2 separate regions of the Homo sapiens genome follow, and region 2 is linked to region 1. The links are chromatin contacts, found by Hi-C or POLR2A ChIA-PET in ENCODE. All regions are on one chromosome and are shown on one strand. Each heading gives the region's core, a stretch centred on a gene start or an enhancer-like site at or near the end of the contact. The rest is flanking DNA. Distances are from core to core; before and after follow the strand shown. Region 1 holds the start of LINC02325 (long intergenic non-protein coding RNA 2325). Region 2 overlaps BCL11B (BCL11 transcription factor B).

The links. A loop is a pair of places that touch in the nucleus more often than their neighbours do. ChIA-PET counts read pairs that join two places held with the same protein, here RNA polymerase II (POLR2A). Pooled maps may share reads with other maps.
Region 2: a loop to region 1 is called in a map of breast epithelium, with 14 times the contacts of the local background. The contact joins the enhancer-like site here to the promoter of LINC02325 in region 1. A Hi-C loop is called at or near these places in 2 of 168 maps with a recorded cell type or tissue (breast epithelium and sciatic nerve) and 2 of 50 pooled maps. POLR2A ChIA-PET finds 5 or more read pairs at or near these places in 6 of 52 experiments (activated CD4-positive, alpha-beta T cell, activated CD4-positive, alpha-beta memory T cell, activated naive CD4-positive, alpha-beta T cell and 2 more).

Annotation. Positions count from the first base shown.
Region 1 is chr14:97,455,398-97,460,832 of GRCh38, reverse strand. It overlaps LINC02325 (long intergenic non-protein coding RNA 2325), which reads right to left and starts at 2,017. Exons shown (of 5, transcript NR_110166.1): 1 at 1,906-2,017.
Region 2 is chr14:99,247,508-99,253,813 of GRCh38, reverse strand. The region is part of intron 2 of BCL11B (BCL11 transcription factor B); the gene reads left to right. Among named protein-coding and RNA genes, the nearest start is that of BCL11B, 22 kb to the left of the region's middle. RefSeq lists an enhancer at 6,107-6,306. Within about 2 kb of position 4,298, at least 3 of the 41 ENCODE cell types and tissues checked have a DNase peak (open chromatin) inside an H3K27ac peak, as active enhancers do.

The DNA of each region.
Region 1 (5,435 bases), core at 768-3,267:
GGAGGGTTATCATTCAGCCTCGGAGATGCTAAGGGTCACACATCCAACTGTGTAGGCTTTATTTGGACCCAGGACAGATTCTCACCCATGGGCATCCTGTTCACACTTCACCAGGCTGGGCTAATTCTACCCATCTTCTCTCTGCCCTGAAGGACTTATCACATAGTTACACCTATGAGAATTTTCAGCAATCTCAGAATTACTTCCTCTGGAAGTATTTGCAAAAATGGGATAATGGTAGAGGCACTAAAACTGTTCCTACACTATAAAGCCAGCAACTCTCCTGCTTATAAAATGCAGCTGGGGTAGGAATGGTAAGAATAAGATAAAGTGTAAGGTCTTTCACCTCCAAGGCACTTGGACATTATATCTTTAGACTCTTTGTTATATTGACTGCATTACTCCCAAATGCTTTTTAGAGGAGGGGGGACATTTAGAAAAGTGAATTTCTTATGATCAAATCAATATGTTGTGGTTTATGACAATTTTATACATTTATGGCTAAGAACCTATCTGCAATCACTTCCTAGACAAAAGTTAATCATCTTAGAATTTAAAAAAACATAGTTTATTTTTTACACAATTTCTGGGATTGGATTTCCCAACATGCAGCCCAAACACCTGCTCAGAGCACAGGTAAAACAGAAGTCTCACCTCAAAGTCAGCAATTTTTAGAAAAACTTGACATACAAAAAACACATAAGAGCTGTTATGTTGGACATTCTTGCTGTAATGGCTATATATATATATGTAATTATTATTATACACATACACACTCACGTTTTTCTTTTGAGTCAGGGTCTCGCCCTGTCATTCAGGCTAGAGTGCAGTGGTGCCATCACTGCTCACTGCAGCCTCAACCTCCTAGGTTCGAGTGATCTTCCCCACCTCAACCTCCAAAGTAGCTGGGGCCACAGGCACATGCCAACATGCCTAGCTAATTTTTTTTATTTCTTATTTTTGTAAAGATGGGGTCTTGTCACGTTGCTCATGTGGGTCTCAGACTCCTGGGCTCAAGCGATCCTCCTGTCTCAGCCTCCCAAAGTGCTGAAAACTACAGGCGTGAACCACTAAACCTGGCCTGTTATATATTAATTTTAATTTAAAATACCCATGAAAAGGGGAGTAGGTTATTTTCAGTACTTAAGGTCCGAATATCGTGGGCTGCTGGGCTGGGGCTCACGACCCATCCGCAAATAACACAGAGGCAGACACAGAGAAAATCAGACATTGAGGCTTTCCTCACCTGCCTCTGTCTCCCTCCATCTCTGCAACTCTGCAATGCCCCAAGCAGGAGTCTGCTTTTTTGTATAATGGGCAACCCAATCTTGGCAGGAAACCAAAAGTCAATTTCCAGGAAAGGCAGAAAAGAGGGCTATAAAAACTAGAGGACCTCTGTGGCCTTGTGGTCACCTCTCCTCTCTTGCAAAGACACAGCTGTCACCAGAACCCCACGTCTCCACCAGCACAATGCCTCTCAAGATGCTGTAAGCGCCTAGGGAAAGCCAGCCTGCTAAAGGACGCACATGTGCGCACACACACAAACTTCAGGATGGCCATCAATTCAGTTCCTCCTTTACCAAACACTGTGACATGCCTTTCCCCTCTTCTCTCTCTCTCTCTAACCAGCCTTTCTCCCCCACCTCTCCCCCTTCACAACGCCCAGTTTTATTAGTATTATTATTCTCTTAAGTGGCACATGTAGTACCACTTCCTGCTCCATGAGGCCCCGCCGAAAGCGACGGAAGCGCGCCCTCCTCGCCGTGACATCTGTCTTGGCGGCAGCCTCCTCAGGCGGTTCTCTTGGCAGCCTCCACGCTGCCACCAGGCCTGTCGGGTGGCTGTACGGCTGACGGGCTGTCACCGCCGCCTCCTCTTGCGGGCTGCCATTTTCTTTTGATTTACCTTTGATTCGGAGGCATTTGCATGCTTTCATCACTTGGTGGACAAAGTCCTCGGCAAGTCTCCCATGGCTGCTTTCTGTGTAGGCAGCCAGGAAAGGGGCGGATCCCTCTGTGACTTTGCTTTGAGGTGTAAATGGAGGCCCGGCTGGCCTATGTCACGGGGAGCCCGGAAGCGGGTGTAGACTGTCACTTCCCAGCTCCCCGGGAGACGCTATGTAGTTGCTCCTCGCTTTGGCTAGGGAGCTGCTTCGCCAGTGACAAGTGTCCCCCGTGTCAATTAGTTTATTAATCACCCAGCTAGACAACTTGGTAATGTGGTAATTTCAGGGTTAGGCTGCACCGAGTTCTTCCTTTTCTGGCTGGGCATAAGAGCTCGTTAAAGGACTTCCCCTGCTCTCCAGAAAACTCTTTCTCTGCCTTTGTGCATATCCCAGTGAAGCCATTCAAAACTGCAACTCCTCTTCCCCGGCGTGCGGACAGGAGGGAGGACAGGGTTAAATTGCTAATCGAGGTTTCGTGAGGTCTGCCAGAGCCGAGTCTCCAACACTTACATCTGTTCAACAATTATTACAGCATTTTTGTCATAAAAAATTCAACACCCTGAGTGTCGTGCTAGCAAAACCTGAAAATTTATGCAGTGAATAGAATAGCTAATTTCTCTGAGGAAATGCAGGAGGAAAATTACAGATTTTACTTAAATTCCAAACACCAGAGTGCACACATCTGACGCCCTCTTTGGATTTTTTGTCAACCACCGGACCGAAGACGCCTTCCCGTCCACCAGGAAGCGGGGAAGACCCTGGACACATGCTCTGACCTTGGAAGAAGCCGTACTGTGAAACTCCAGACTGATCTATGCACCCACCCAGAGTGTCTCTAAAAGACCTCTCTCCCAATTAAATCCATGCGTGGTACAGAGTCAGACTTCGATTCCGGAGCGAGGTTAGCGTGATTGGTTTGCGTTTTTCCCACTCCCTTCTTCCAATTTGCCCCCCACGCCTTTAAAACAGCTCCTTGGAGAAAACAGAGGGGATGGAGAAGAGCCCCGACAGCATCGAGAGTCTTAAATCTCCTTAATTCATTCTAATGCTGTTTGATGCTTGCAACGGCAGCATTGGAGTTTGCCTCTCTGCTCCATAAAGGTCTGGAATATGGATTTTATGCTAAAACTAAAGCTGTCTAGTTAGGATGCCAGCAGAGTGGAACAATATGCTACAGGCGATCCTCAACTATTCTCCAGGGCCGGAGCCTGACTTCCCGACTGGGTGTTTGTTACCTTAATCATCATTGCAGCGGGATGAACAGGAATTTCTTGCACTGCCACCACAGTGGCACAATTAACGTTATCCGAATTTTCAGAGATTCTACTGCAGAGAGAGGATACTTGCTCCCCTCTGTTAGTGACTGCTCCAGGGTCCCTGTTTATTTTCCCTAGAATGAGGTGGTCAAAGGAACCAGCTGCCCTCTGCCCACTTACTCTGTCTCATGACAGCTCAGCATGGTAAATATTTTCTCTGTAGGGTCTCACATCTCCTGACCATCTCACCTCAGGGCTGGGGAGCACAGCCACACGCCAAGAGCAGAATCCATCACTGGCATTTATGTCTTAATAAAAGCGTGTGCCATTTTCAGATAAAGTAAACACTGCAGCCATTTCCTCTTGCCAGTAGAGGTTTTTCTCTCTTTCCTTCTGAGTCATACCCTTCTAGAAGGTGCAATGTGCCTTCAGAAGAACCCAAGGAGGCTGTGATTCAGAGGTTCCAGAAACAGACACAGCTCTCCAGGCCCTGTGAGTGGCAGTGACAGAATGAGGAGTCCTCCACCCCCTGCAGCCCAGCTATGCCTCAGGCACAGAGCACCCACCAGAAGGAGGATCAGCTCCACCTGGCTCCCAGGCAAACCACGTCCCCAGGCACTGGTGTCACGGCCCAGGTGCTGCCTCTGGCTCTGTCCCACATGGAGGCCTCCCAGTGGGTCACATCCCAGCACAGTCCTCCTGCCTGATATCACCCCCAATCTGTCCTGGGGCTGGAGAGCTCTGAGGAGGGGACCTATGAGTGCAGTGTTTGCCGGCCAGGGCAGAGCCTAAGTGACCCCATGTGAATCCTACTGTGACCCTGCATGGAGACAATCAGAAAAATAACACAGACACGAGCCACAACCACACTGCTGTCAGAACGTCCCAGGCTCTCGTCCCAAGCACTTTGTCTGGCTTAATTTTCAGAACCGCCCTGTAAAGTACATATTATCATTCCCTTTTTCTTGCTGATGAGTCCAGAGTTCAAAAAGATTAAACAAATTCGCCAAGACTGCCCAGCAAGTAACCAGTAGGGCCAAGATCAGATGTCAGACAGGTCAGATGCAGAGCCCCTGCCCTCTCCACCGTGCCACCCTGCCCTTGAGGCAGCTTTCCATTTGAGAAGTAAGTTTAGCACGAGATGCACGACAAAACTGGTAACAGGGCAGACCTGAGGAATGAGGTATGTCTGCATGTGGGGGGGACCATGCCTGTGCAGCCTGCTCTGCAGAGGAGAAAGGTGGAGACAAACCAGAAGGAATGGGGACTTAGCTTGACTTGAGAGAATTAGGCTTTGAGAGGCATCACTTCCAAGAAACGGTTCTATTGCCCTCTTCCTCCTCCATAGCTGTGGTTTTCTAACCATGTATCCCATAGAAGAGAAGTTTGAGGTCCATCATGGTGGAAATGGTGCTGCAAAGCTCCCTACAACTGCAGCATTGATCTTCTCTGATTTATGTTACATGACAGATCTTGATGTCCAGGCCGCAGGAACATCCACCCCAGCGAGATCCCTTTTCTCGACTTCCACCAGCTGTTTGCCAGGAAAGAAGGTCTCAGAGCCACGCTGTATCCTGACTGCCTCTACAGCAGGTACCTTGTACCTCCACAGCAACACAAAAGGATTGTTTCTGTTTCCACACATACCTCATGTCATTTGTTGCCACATAAATTCTCCCTAAGCATAGTGGCTGAATGAAAGCAACTAGTATGTATTGCCCCACAGCTTCATAGGTCAGGAATATTTGGGCACAGCTTAACTGAGTCTTCTGTTTCAGGGTCTCCCGCAGAAGGTAGCCAAGGTGTTATCAAGGGCTGCAGGCATCTAAGGCTTAACTGGGAACAGAATCTGCTTCTGAGCACACTCACGTGGTTGCTGGCAGGAATCAGCTCCACAAGGACTGCTGGACTAAAGGTCTCAGTTCTTCACCAGCTGGGAATCATCCCCATTTGCTTGTCCTATGGCCCTCTCCATAGGGCAGGTCCCAACAGGACAGGAGGATTCATCCTTGTAAGCAAGCAAGGAAACAACAGGAGACAGGTTGCACTCAGGACAGAAGTCATATCTTTTATAAACTAATCTCAGAAATGATATCCCTTCCCTTTTCACATATCCTGTTAACTAGAAGTGGGTCACTAGGTCCAGCCCACGTTCAAGAGAGGTGCTCACACAAGGATGTGAATACCAGGAGGCAGAGATCTTGGAAATCACCTTACAAGTTGTCTACCTCACA
Region 2 (6,306 bases), core at 3,049-5,548, 1.8 Mb before region 1:
TGCCTCTGTGGGAGTTCAGGGGAGCACAGGACCCATCCTTTGGGGGAGCTGAGAGGTGTTCCAGGTTTTGCAAAGAGCACGTGGCGCTGCCAAGCCGTTATCTGGGAGGGGTGTTTTGAGGAGGGGTGAGGAGAAAGGGGCTTTCAGGGTGTTTGGGGTTTGAAGGCTGTCTGTTGCTGTGTGGGAAAGAACACAGCCCGAGTCAGAGCCCCACCCTGCTCCCTGCCAGCCTCCGGCAGCCACTTGACCTTCTGAGCCGCGGTTTCCTCATCTGTCATTGTGACATTTATGATGAGTGCCTGGCACACGGTGGGGGTAGGTGTGCTGCAAATAGGAGCTTTTCCTGGCGCTCGGCTTTCCCTCCTCCGCCGCATTTTCAGGCGTTAGAGCAGCTTGCACCGGTCTTCTTGGCAATGGGCTCCTGTCAGGGTTGGGACAAACCGCCACTGGGTTGTGGGACTAAATCCACCATCACAGGCAGTGTCAGCATGGAGTAGACTCTCTCCCGTCCATTCTGCCTTTTGTTAGGTGACTGTCCCTTGAGGATCTCTTTGCTGGCGGTGCACTCTGAGGAGCCGGCGGGGGGTTTCAGGTGAGGGAGCACAGGCTTTGGCATCTCCCGGGTGGAATCCCAGCCCCATCACTCACTGCTGGCCACCTGTGTGAGTCACTTCACTTTTCTTGGCCTCCGTTTCCTCGTCTGCACCTCCTTTTTGGGTTATGCTGAGGATGAAATGAGGAAGCACCCACCTGGCACCGGTTGGGCCTGAGGCAGATGATCAAGAAGTGGATGCTTCTAGAAAGCCAAACACAGGAAAGTGTGGACCCTGCTTGGCAGCATGCCGAGTACGTGTTTTTCTTGGTCAAAACCATGATCACTTACCTGGGATCTCTCTCACGGTGATTTCCTACAGGTTCCTCCATATAATTCTCACTTGATAGTCACTGAAGGGGAGGCGCTTGATCACCAGGAATTTGGTTTTGCCTGTTTTCAGCCCTTCCATAACCAAATGAAGCTACAGAGGGAGGAATTAACTATCAGCTGTCACTCATAGGCCTGCCTCCGTAACCCTCCAAGTCCTGAATGTCAGTTTTCTGGAGAAGTGCGGAGACAGGCAGCAGGTGACAGGAGGTGGCAGATCCCTCTGGGCTTGGAGGTGGCAGGCAGCCCTGGCTGCGATGTCCCTGCCCACTTGATATGTCTTCATCCACAACCTAGGGAGGACGCGGGATCTACCTGGGAGATTCTCTTAGCAGGTGGGGCACAGATAAGGGTTTGGTTTGGGGCCCCAGTGACCCATTGCTAAGCAAAATGTGTGAGAGAAAAGGACTTCTGACGAGCCCAGGGATTTACGTGCTGCTTTGGGAATGTTCTCTCCAGACTTTTAAAAATAAATAAAATAAACGTGAAAAAAAATATTAGCTTGGCTAGTGAGAGAAACTAAATAACTTGCTTGTGCTGGAAACTGGAGATAAACCCCACTCGCAGGTTGCCTTAAAAAACTTGCACTTGATCTATTTAGAGTTGTTATTTTCCCTTCAAATTAAGATGCGTTAAATCCATGTGTGTTGTGGCATGGATTATCTTTTTTTATTATTAAATCATGACAGCTAATTATTAGTTCTGTCTGCACCGAGGAATAGTGCAGTGTTCTGTCTGAGGGACATGGCCCTGGGCTCAGGCTGGGGTTTGGGTGTTGGGATGGCTGAACAGGGCAGAGTTTGGGCTGGGCTGGTGGGTGGTGGGGAAGAGGGGCGCTACCTGGTATTCCTCATTGTGCTAGATGCTTTTCTTGGGTTATCTCACTTAATTCTTCAACCTTGAAATATATATTTCTAACCCTACTTTGAACTGGGGCTCAGAGAGGTTAAGGGAGTTGCTGAAGGTCACACAGCAAAGCAGAGTCAGACTCAGTCAGGCCTAGTTTCCTTGGATAGCAAGGGGTGTGGAGGATTTTGGGGATGGGTATTCTAACTCTGTCTGTCTGGCTGGTGGGGCCTTGATGGCGGGCACCACCTCTGACCCCATCCAAAATGGTCTTTGAAGCCCATCCCAGATATGACCCTGTGGATACAGCCAGAAGTCCTCAGACCCCCAGGGACCATGGCCTTCAGTCTGTGGCTTTTGTATATACTGTCCTGTACTTCCTAATGAGGGCATTGGAGAGATGGGTGGTGACAAAGAATGAAGTACACTGTAAATTCAGGTGCACCTGGGCCAGAATTTTAGATTTTTTCCCATACATATGATTATTTCTTTTATTTTATATTCACTGTTGCATAGACTTTTCCCCCATAAATACAAATTATTTGTTTTATTTTGTGGAATTGTGGTTTTGCCAGGGTCTTGCTATGTGACTGTCAGCCAACTGTTTGCCTCCCCAGGTCTCGGTACCTATAACTGGAGATAATGTTCCTTGTGTTTTGGGCTTGTTATAAGGTTTGATTCAGACAAGGTATACATAGAACAGGTTCCTGTGGGTTTTAGCTGTTGTTGATAATGGAGATCCTGCCGGTGGGATCCAGAGGAAGGGTCTGGCTTCCTAGCCTCCTGGAAGGACCTTGCTGCCAACTCTTCCCTTCTCACCTGCTCAGTGACTTGTCTGAACTTACATAACTAGTTACTGGCAGAGCTGAGTCCAGACCCCAATTATCTCGAGTCAGGACAGGTGACTTTTTGCCATCCCAGGGTGCCCACCCCTGTAGCTTGAGGCCATCTCCCCTGGTGGAGTCCCAGTTTCCTCAGCTGAGAAAGGGGGTGAGCCCTTCCTGTCCCACTGGCCTTCCAGGGAGGCGGTGGACCCACCTGCCATGTGAACTGTGCAAACCAGAGTCAAGAGTGTGTGCCGCTAACATGGTGACATCAGCACCGATTGTAGTTGAAAGTTTTATTGGATTAAAAAAAAGACAGACAATACTGGTCACATAAATGGGTGTTTTTTTTTTCTCTTAAGGTTTGAGGCCTTATTTATTGTTTTATGTACGTAGTTCCATACTTCCAGCAGTAATTCAGGAAACAGGAGAGAGAGATAAGGTAAGAAAAAGAGAGAAAGGCAGCTGGGCTCCCAAGGGGTGAACTTAACCAACATTCAGCCTGAGTTAATATTATTATTCTTAGTTTGTCTATTTGACAGTAAATAGTTAGTATTGACTAAAGTTTTTTTAATCAGGCATTTGACAGCTTTTTTGAGTGGTTGTTGCTCATTTGCATGCTTGGCTAATGAATTAACCACCAGGTCTAGAATCTGTTAGGAGTGGGCTCTGCTGATAATCTATAGAAATAAGGCTGACTGGCTGTCACCCTGTGCCTTTGGGGTCATCTTTTCACTGAGGAAACAAAGAGATGGAGTTTTTCCTAATTTCATGTAAAATTTATTTATTTATTTTTGAGACAGAGTCTCGCTGTCGCCCAGGCTGGAGTGCAAGGGCGCGATCTCAGCTCACCAAAACCTCTGCCTCCTAGGTTCAAGAGATTCTCCTGCTGGGCACGGGGGCTCACGCCTGTAATCTCAGGACTTTGGGAGGCCGAGGCGGGGGGATCATGAGGTCAGGTGATCGAGACCATCCTGGCTAACACGGTGAAACTCCGTCTCGACTAAAAATACAAAAAATTAGCTGGGCATGGTGGCGGGTGCCTGTAGTCCCAGCTACTCAGGAGGCTGAGGCAGGAGAATGGTGTGAACCCAGGAGGTGGAGCTTGCAGTGAGCCGAGATCATGCCACTGTACTCCAGCCTGGGCGACAGAAGGAGATTCCATCTCAAAAAAAAAAAAAAAAAAAAGATTCTCCTGTCTCAGCCTCCTGAGTAGTTGGGATTACAGGCGCCTGCCTGGCTAATTTTTGTAGTTTTAGTGAGATGGGGTTTTGCCATGTTGGCCAGGCTGGTCTCAAACTCCTGTATTCAGGTGATCCACCCGCCTCGGCCTCCCAAACTGTTGGGATTACAGGCACGAGCCACCGCACCCAGCCTGATGTTAAATTTAACTCATACTTACTAGATCTTACTGTGTGCCAGACACTATTCTAAAGACTCTGCAGATACTAACTGGTGTAATCCTCCCTATGACCTTATGATATGCTAATATCAGCCCCACTTTATAGAAGAGGAAACTGAAGCCCAGAGATGTTAAGTTATTTACCCAAGGTCACACAGCGGTGAGTAGGGTCCCAGGGTGTCAACTCCGGCAGTTATGTTCTTCACTGTGGTCATAACTGTGCCTACATTCCATCCACCTCTCTGCCCCACGAGGGTGGTAAATCAGGTATTCCTTTCATTTTGCAGATGAGGCAACTGAGTCATAGAGAGGTACCTTGCACAGTTGTCCGGTGAGTCACCAGCTCAGTTGCGCCTAGAGACCAGGCTCCTGGGAGGGAGAGCATTAGGAAAAATAGCTAATGCATGCTGGGCTTAATACCTAGGCGATGGGTTGGTAGGTGCAGCAAACCACCATGGCACACGTTTACCCATGTAACAAACCTGCACACCCTGCACATGTACCCCAGAACTTAAAATTAAAATTAAAATAAAAAAAGAGGACAGGCTCCTGACTTCCCAGGGAGGCCCTGGGTCTTCACTGTGTCATGTCCCAGGAGCCCAGGCCTCGTGGGATCCTGTGTTCTTGAACTGTGGCTGGTGCAGGCCCTTTCTGCTCCTGGCTGGGCAATGAGTGATTTCCACTCTGAGGTCGAATCTTGGTGATGGGACTTGGGTTCCAGAGTGGGGTGAAAGAACCAAGACAGTAGGCACCCACCTGTCCTGCACACATCTGTGGTTTCATGTTGACTGCATTTTGGGAGGAGCTGGCCCCCACCTCGTCATGAGTTACAGGCAAGTGGCCCTGTTGAGTCCAGAGTGGGGAGAGGCAGGCACAGTGGACTCTGGCTCGAGACCTAGGATGGCATCCTACTGTGGCTGGCATGCTGTGTGACCTTGAGCAGACAGATCTTCCCCGTCTCTGGGGCTGAGCCTGCTGGGCTGAAATGTGAGATGGAGCCACCAGTGGTTTCTAACAGCTGCAAGAGCCAGGCAGAAGGTCGTGCATTTCCCACCTCAATTCCTTTCCCACCCAGTAGTTCCCCCAACTTTCCTCATTTTTCACATTAATGAGGCTTAGGAGTCAGTTTTCTCTGAAGAAACTGGTGGTGAAAATGAAAACTGTTAGATTGAAAGCTTAGGTCTTTCTGCCCCAGGCTGTGAAGATCCTTATGGGAGAATTTGGTCCACTCACCGTGAGGTAAACAGTTGAAGCTCAGAGCCCCTTGTGTGACCAGGCCCTGTCCCTAATGTCCCTGTGTGGTTTGGCATTCTTTTCTTTGTGATGAGTGTACCCTGAATTGTATAAACCTCGGGCCCTGCAAGATCTGGACCCACCCTGGCCCAGAGCCTGCTGGGGGCGGCCAGTGACCTCTGGGCACACAGGGAGTGGGAGCCTCCTCAGGGGAGGGTGTGATCAGGACTTGCAAGCCTCGAGTTGGACCCAGGGAAGAAGAGGCCTTGCTGGAGAAGGCAAGGCACCCGAGGCTTCATTTTATTTTGTTTTTGAGTTTTCTTGACGCCTTCTTGCTGGTCCGCTGGTTTTGGTCTGGAGGGCCCTGGGGTGTCTCAGAAAGGAGGAGTCTGTGCTGAGGGTTGGGAGAGGAGAGCAGGGAGGGAGGGAGGAGGGAGCCCTTGATCAGCCACAGGTCTGGGAAAGCATCTGCCCCTCGCTGCTCAGACAGCTGGGAAACTGGGACCACAGCCTCCTCTGGGCGGAAAAATAGTAACAAAATAGCCTTTTTGTTGGAGGTGAAAAGTCAGACTCCCCCACTCCTGGTGTGGAGAAAAGGCAGCAGCCAAGGGCAGGGTGAGCCCCCCAGCCCAGGACCGCCTGCTCTGTCTCTAAGCCAAGGCAATGTTTGATCAGGGCTGTTTTCCCCCCATCCCCTGCCCTGGGGGCTGAGTGCCTGGGCAGCTTCCATGGCCTTCAGGTTGCGGGTGTGGACACAACCTCAAAGGTGCAGGCAAACAGGTGCGTGGGTCAGCGTCTGCTGAAGATGAATCCAGAGGCACAGAGCCCTAGGAGCTGGTAGCCCCAGTGCCTAGGCTGTGCCTCTAGTGATATGGCACAGATGAAGCCATCCGTCCAATCCACAAGAGTGTCCAGAAAACACGCGTCTACCTCCTGATGACTGCAGGTGCCAAAGGCATCCTGGAAAGGAGTGGAGAAGGTGGCTTTATTTCAAAGCCTTTTTCAGGGTAGAGCACACCTCCTGGAGAGTGTAGCCAGCCAACCAGGGATTCCAGGCTCCTCCCTTGGGGTTTGAGGGC